2 separate regions of the Homo sapiens genome follow, and region 2 is linked to region 1. Evidence: chromatin loops called from intact Hi-C (ENCODE). Cell type or tissue: HepG2. All regions are shown on one strand.

The links. A loop is a pair of places that touch in the nucleus more often than their neighbours do. Peaks named below come from ENCODE experiments on the same cell type or tissue, not always from the same donor. Only the 100,000 strongest peaks of a DNase experiment are listed, where the experiment ranks them.
Region 2: a loop joins it to region 1, with 3 times the contacts of the local background. A loop is called at or near these places in 2 of 110 quality-filtered maps.

What each region holds. Positions count from the first base shown.
Region 1 is chr14:29,083,971-29,087,970 of GRCh38, reverse strand. All of the region lies in intron 8 of LOC107984685 (a long non-coding RNA gene), which reads right to left. Among named protein-coding and RNA genes, the nearest start is that of LINC02326, 21 kb to the right of the region's middle. In HepG2, a CTCF peak has its summit at 2,193; a DNase peak (open chromatin) is centred at 2,180.
Region 2 is chr14:29,026,835-29,030,834 of GRCh38, reverse strand. All of the region lies in intron 2 of LINC02326 (long intergenic non-protein coding RNA 2326), which reads left to right. The region is part of intron 5 of LOC107984685 (a long non-coding RNA gene); the gene reads right to left. Among named protein-coding and RNA genes, the nearest start is that of LINC02326, 36 kb to the left of the region's middle. In HepG2, no CTCF peak of the experiment used is centred here; DNase peaks (open chromatin) are centred at 1,654 and 2,284; H3K4me3 peaks cover 1,263 bases.

The DNA of each region.
Region 1 (4,000 bases):
TAATTGTTGAGTTGTTTGAGTTTCTTATACATTCTGAATGTTAGTCTTTCATTCCAAGAATAGTTTGACAAATATTTTCTTCCATTTAACAGGTTATCTCTTCATCCTGTGTTTCCTTTGCTCTGCAGAAGCATTTTAGTTTACTATACTCCCATTTTTCTTTGTTTTTGTTGTCTGTGCTTTTGAGGTCTTAGCCGCAAAATCTTTTCCTAGATGAATGTCCTGAAGTGCTTTCTTTACATTTTCTTCTAGTAGTATTATAGTTTTGGGTCTCTCATTTAAGTCTTTAATTCATGTTGAATTGTTTTATACATATGGTGAGAGACACAGGCCCAGTTTATTCTTCCACATATGAATATTCAATTTTTCTAGCAACATTTTTTAGAGAGGATGCCCTTCCTTTAATGTATGTTCTTGACACATTTGTCAAAAATCAGTTCTCTGTAAGTACATGAATTTATTTCTGGGTTCTCTATTCTATTCTATTGGTTTATGTGTCTGTTTTTATGCCAATACTCTGATGTTTGAGTTACTATAGCCTTGCAATATATTTCGAAGTCAGATAGCATGATGCCTTCCACTGTGTTTCTTTTGCTTTGGTTATTCAGACTCTTTTTTTGTTCCATATGAATTTTAGGATTTTTTTTCTATTTCTGTGTAAAATGATGTTGGCATTTTGATGGGGATTGCATTGAATCTGTAGACTGTTATGGGTAGTATAGTCATTTTAACAATATCAGTTCTTTTGATGAATGAACATGAGATGCCTTTCTATTTGTTTGCATCCTCTTCAATTTCTTTTGTCAGTGCTTTGAACCTTTCCCTCTAAAGGTCTTCCACCTCCGTGGTTAAATTTGTTTCTAGGCATTTTTTTTTTTAATCTAAGCTTGTCTATCTTGATTGCATTTAACATTGTTTGATCTGGAATCCCTAGCCTCTCTGTCTACTCCAATCCAGTCTCCATAGAACACTCATAATTATTGCCCCAAAATCATCAAAGATAAATCTGTCATCTTCAAATTTGAAAATTTCCAGTGGTTCCAAGATGTCTGTAGGATATGATCTAAATTATGTAGTTTTGCATCTGGGGTGTGCAAAATCTGCCTCCATGTGTTCTTCTGGTCTCATCTCCTCCCACTCAGGCTATCACCATTTCTTTCTCCCACTGTCCAGCTCAGACATTCCATGTACACCAAACACTTTCATAACTTCTAGCGTATCCATAGAGCCTGATGTCTGATAAGCACTCAAGTATGTTGACTTTATGAATGAATGAATAATTGGGTGCAAACCACTAGAATCGATAGCAGAAAAACTCAACTGTTCCTTTGAAACTGTTAGATATGTGAAATATTTAATAGTTTATACCTGTATTAGATTGCTTTCCTACTTTAAAAAGGAACTGTAATTTCAGTAGTGTGTGTATGTGTGTGTGTGTGTTAAACTCCATGGTGTAGCCGGACTGTCTGTTCTTGCGTCTCTGACTGTGAACCCAGGAAAGTGGTGTCACTTATCAATCAATAATGAAGAAAAGTGCAGTGTCTCAATGTGCTGACTCCAGACCTGGGAGGGAAGCCAGACTGAGAATAGCTGTTAGAAAATTTAAAATGTTCATTTAAATTATGAGAGTCTTTGAAATAAGGGAATAATTGAATAGAATGAGAGAAATAGAATGAGAATTAAAAGATGAAGTAGCCCAGGTTTTAAATCATAGCATCTGACCAGATAGTAAAGATAATAATTATTTTTTATTTTCCAATAGAAAGTATATTTAGAATTATTGCTTAAGAATTGTTGTTGCACATAAAACTTCCAATTCAGAAAGAATGTGGGGAAGGGGAGTGGATATTTGAACTTTCATAGTATTCCATACTGTTCTGAACACATTAGATACCTTCCCGTGGGGCATATTCTGTCAATCAGCTCAGGTCTACTTCTTGATTTCAGCATAATTAAGACATGGAAATCTTTATGTCTCATTACTTTGTTTATTATTTACAGTGAGAATCCAAAATAGATTTACTGTGCCTGATATGAACTGGAGCCTCTATTACTATTTTTGTCCTGCCTGAAATCAACCTTATGCTAAATTGGTGTAGGGTGTCAGAACAAACCCCAGATCCTAGTGTCTTCTGTGGGTTCCCAGGGACTCTAGACTTAGTTGCATAGCCTGGTATTCTCAGCCCTACCTCTAGGGGAACTTGTAGCAGAGACGCGGAAGAGAAGAGGTCTTGTGTTACACGCAGTTTGCTCTGTTTTTTAAGGAACTTGATCAAAGTTTTCTAACTATCCTAAGGTATCAAACTGATATAATAATTAATATTTTAATATATGTAGCTTCTCCTTGGAAACTTTGTATAAAATTTGTATTAAAAGTCCTCTAAAAAGTATAATACAATTTCAATTTTTATTTTTGTGATGGTCAGATGAACCTGTGCCTTACTTCAGAGCACTGCAGAAAGTTGTTGAGAACACAGAAATGAGTGCTATTCTTTTTAAATATTTATTTCTTTACCATTATTTTTGCACTAGGCTATGTAGGTTAATGTTGAATAAGCAACTCTGCTGTAATCAAGATCTTTCCAACATAATGGCATGCCTCCTTTGATGATCTCTCAAAACATCCTTACAAATTATTACTTGTCAGGATTTAACCCAACACTCCCTACAGGAAGTCCTATAATATAGCCATAGTTTCCAAAGGTGAGCTTCTCGTCCCTAGAGGCAGGGCATGGAGTATTTCCAACTGTCAATGAGTCTAGATATTTTTCTGCTTGTATTAGGACCCTGAATAAAAAATATTTCCCATGCACTTAATAGATAAATGTATTCATTTATTTCTATGTGCCACATAGTAACCCTCAGAACAATCTGAGGTAGGAAGCATTTTATACCCAGTGGAAAAGATGCCAAAACTGAGGCACAGAGGGATTAAATAACTTGCTAATTTAGGTAGTAATTAGTGGCATTAATGTGCCATGATTTGAACATAACACATCTGAATTCAGATTCCCTGTCTATATATATTAATAGAATTCAATAAGCGAGAATGAAAATTGTGTTTGTTTCTGAATTATTGGAAGTTTTACATTGGCATCCGTTGGTATCAAAAAACATTTTATCATAATCAAATAGAAAGAAAATACTTGCATAAAGCCATACCTTCTTCTGAGAAGTACCAGAATAAAGATATCCTGAAGATGTTTGTAATAGTTGCGGGTACTCTCTGAGTGACCCTCCCTCTTACTATTATCAGTCACTAAACCACATGTACAAAATACAACTCATAAGACAAGCCTTGACCTTTGATAATCCTCTGAGGGAATTGGAGAACTAAGCCCTAATGACACTGGGGAAGGATAGGAATGGTTAAAATATGGTGCTACATCAAGATATATTAGACTGGACCAAACAAGAGGTTTCCCTTGAATAGCCCCTATTGTCTGTCCTTACTACTAAATTTAGAGAAGGTAGCAGCAGCAACGCTTAAGTCAGACAACTTGCCAGGGTCTGCATGGATTCCTATTGCTCATGCTTCTATTTTCTTCTGATCCCCTTTATCTCTTCTTCTGTGGCTCTTAATCTTTACAACATAATTCTGGGGGAACTTTCACTTTGATTTGTATTTCCGTCTTATTCTAAATATAAAGCATTCTGATCTCCTTGGAGAAAAGGTGCTATAGGACTGTAATATAGGGATAGACTAAAATTAGAAATATCATCACATTAACATCTTTTTCCCAATAGTTTGGTACTTTTGACAATGTACTATTTTAGTGTATCATGGGGTTTCACAGTGATTGTAAATTAAAGCTTTCCTTATGAAGACTGAAAATGTGCCTGACTTGGTAAATTCTCAACTTTCTTAGAACTCCATTTAAGGGAATCAATGTTCACTGTCTTTTTTTTTTTTTTTAACCTTAATATGTTACTGACTTAAACGAATACTAGAAAAGATTTAAGTGTAAGCAAAAAGATGAATCCAATGTGCCAGGTGAAT
Region 2 (4,000 bases), 57 kb after region 1:
TTTCAGATGTAGTTATAAGATCATCTTGAGATCTGGGTATTTTCAACAAGGAAGAGAAATGTGATTTTTAAGTTATGGCCATAGCTTTTCCTGGTAGATGGTTCAATTTTTTTCTGGAATTATCTGCAGGTCATTGCAAAAGAATCAGGCTTGTGGCTACTTCTCTGACAGAGCCAAACTCTCCAATTCAATTATTCTGAGCAAAACAAACAAGGAGGGGGACCCTCTTACGGATTAAAGACCTCTTTGTGATATGACTGGCCCAATTCAATTGCCTAAGCATCACGTAGAAACAATAGTTCAATACTTCAAAGGGTAGGTGACATTCAAATCTTTCTTATTTGGCTTTGTAATCCATGATATTGTTATTTTCCCAACACATTTGCTTTCCTAATTGTGTTTTGCTTGGATTGGTATTAAAAGAGTTTGTCTTCCCTGAGCACACACCAGCTGGGTAGTGGGAGGAAAGGGCCTCAAAGCTAACCAGGCAGTGGGGCAATACAGCTCTAAGATTCAAAATTAGTCATGAATATTCGCAAAGCAGATAATCTCCTGTAGATAAACAAAACGTACTGGAATCATCCCAGGACCATCTTATCTCTTGTTCTAATTCTTAGACTACTAAATTTTTCTTTACTTTTTTTTGGTACTGAGTAACAGGTACATTAAGACATTTCATGTCAGGGTTTTTAATTGAAATTGATAGCTCTTTGAAAACAAAAAAAAATGTATTTTTATTCTTGGTTATGTTTCCTTTTCATTTGAAAGATCGCTTATATGTATGTGAGAATAGCTAATAATACATGAGATTAATGTTTCCAGGGCCTAACACCTTGTGGATATTGGATTCTCATCTAATTTGTCATTCAACTAGGTAACAATCGTTTTGCCCCTCTGTACTTCAGTTTCTTCTCCCCGGATTGTAGATACAAATAACAAAACCTTTAAAAGACATTGTGAGGATTAATAAAATAACAGATGTCTGATACCAATAAGTAAAAGGTTTTACAAGTGTTTTGACTTTATTCTTTTCTTTGCATAGTACCGTTGCCATGGATCAGCCTTATTTAGGACGCCAAAAAAATTGTTGCTATAATGATTATTTTATATTCACCGAACAATAGTAATATTCTTGGCATAACACAGTACAATAAGGAAAATGAATTTCTTGTCCTGGGGAGGATGCAGAGGTAGTGAACTACAGGAATAACAGAGGAACCTCAGAAACATGCAGTACTGTTCAGTAGTCAGTTACTCCTAAAACAAAACAAAACCAAAATAGTGATGATTGCTTTTCTCTTCCTTTTAAAAATTCTTTATTGTGATTCCCTGCAAGATGGCTGAAGAGGAACAGCCCCAGTCTGCAGCGCCCAGGGAGACCAACGCAGAAGGCAGGTAATTTCTACATTTCCAATTGTGTGGTGCCTGGAACGCAAGTGAGACAGAACCACTCACTCCCCTGGAAAGGGGGCTGAAGCCAGGTAGCCAAGTGGTCTTGTTAAGCAGATTCCAACCCCACAGAGCCAAGCAAGCTAAGATCCACTGACTTGAAATTCTCGCTGCCAGCACAACAGTCTGAAGTTGACCTGGGACATTGGAGCTTGATGGGGGGAGGGGCGTCTGCCATTACTGAGGCTTGAGTAAGCGGTTTTTCCCTCACAATGTAAACAAAGCCTCCAGGAACTTTGGACTGGAGGGAGCCCATTGCAGCGCAGCAAAGCCAAATTAGGCAGACTCTCTCTAGATTCCTCCTCTCTGGGTAGGGCATCTCTGAAAGAAAGGCAGCAGTCCCAGTTAGGAGGTTATAGATAAAACTCCCATCATCTCCCTGGGACCTGGGGGAAGGGGCTGCTGTGGGCACAGCTTCAGTGGACTTAAATATTCCTGCCTGCTGGCTCTGAAGACAGAAGCAGATCTTCCAGCACAACATTTAAGCTCTGCTAAGGGACAGACTGCCTCCTCAAGTGGGTCCCTGACCCCTGAGCCTCCTGAAAGGGAGACACCTCCCAGCAGGGGTCAACAGACAACTCATACAGGAGAGCTCTGGTTGGCATCTTGCAGGTGCCCCTCTGGGACGAAGCTTCCAGAGGAAGGAGCAGGCAGCAATCTTTGCTGTTCTACAGTGTCCGCTGGTGATACTCAGGCAAACAGGATCTAGAGTGGACCCCCAGCAAACTCCAGCACACCTGCAGAAGAGGGGCCTGAATGTTAGAAGGGAAACTAACAAACAGAAAGCAATAGAATCAACTTTAAAAAAAATGACCAAGCAAAAACTTCATCCAAAGGTCACCAACAGCAAAGACCAAAGGTAAATAAATCCAAGGAAGATGAGGAAAAACCAGTGCAAAAAGGCTGAAAATGCCAAAACCCAGAATGCCTCTTCTCCTGCAAAGGATCACAGCTCCTCGCCAGCAAGGGACAAAACTGGTTGGAGAATGAGTTTGACAAATTGACAGAAGTAGGCTTTATTTAGAAGATGGGTAATAAACTCCTCTGAGCTAAAGGAGCAAGTTCTAACCAAATGCAAGGAAGCTAAGAACCTTGATAAAAGGTTAGAGGAATTGCTAACAAGAGTAACCAGTTTACAGAAGAGCCTAAATTACCTGATGGAGCTGAAAAACACAGGAGGAGAACTTTGTGAAGCATACACAAGTATCAATAGCCGAATAGATCAAGTGGAAAAAGGACATCAGAGATTGAAGATCAACTTAATGAAATCAAGCATGAAGACAAGATTAGAGAAAAAAGAATGAAAAGGAACAAACAAAGCCTCCAAGAAATAGGGGACTATGTGAAAAGACCAAACCTACATTTGATTGGTGTGCCTGAAAGTGATGGGGAGAATGGAACCAAGTTGGAAAACACTCTTCAGGAAATTACACAGCAGAACTTCCCCAACCTAGCAATACAGGTCAACATCCAAATTCAGGAAATAAAGAGAAGACCACAAAGATATTTTTTGAGAAGAGCAACCCCAAGACACATAATCATCAGATTCACCAAGGTTGAAATGAAGTAAAAAATGTTAAGGGCAGCCAGTAAGAAAGGTCGGGTTACCAACAAAGGGAAGCCAATCAAATGTTAGCAGCAATCTCTCTGAAGAAACCCTACTAGCCAGAAGAAAGTGGAGGCGAATATTCAACATTTTTAAAGAAAAGAATTTTCAACCCAGAATTTTATATCCAGCCAAACTAAGCTTTATAAGTGGAGGAGAAATAAAATCCTTTACAGAGAGGCAAATGCTGAGGGATTTTGTGACCACCAGACCTGTCTTATGAGAGCTCCTGAAGGAAGCCCTAAATATGGAAAGGAAAAACTGGTACCAGCCACTGCAAAAACAAATCAAAATGTAAAGACCATTGACACTATGAAGGAACTGCATCAACTAACGGGCAAAATAACCAGTGAACATCATAATGACAGGATCAAATTCACACATAACAATATTAAACTTAAATGTGAATGGGCTAAATGCCCAATTAAAAGACAGAGACTGGCAAATCAGATTAAACAGTCAAGACCCATAGGTGTGCTGTATTCAGGAGACCCATCTCATGTGTAAAGACACACATAGGCTAAAAATAAAGGGATGCAGGAATATTTACAAAGCAAATGGAAAGAAAAAAGGAAGGCAGGGGTTGCAATCCTACTCTCTGATAAAACAGACTTTAAAACAACAAAGATCAAAAAAGACAAAGAAGGGCATTACATAATGGTGAAGGGATCAATGCAACAAGAAGTGCTGACTGTTCTAAATATATATGCACCCAATACAGGAGCACCTAGATTCATAAAGCAAGTTCTTAGAGACCTACAAAGAGACTTAGGCTCCCACACAATAATAGTGGGAGACTTTAACACCCCACTGTCAATATTAGACAGATCAATGAGACAGAAAATTAACAAGGATATTCAGGTCTTGAACTCAGCTCTGGACTAAGCAGAACTAATAGACAACTACAGAACTCTCCACCCCAAATTAACATAAAATACATTCTTC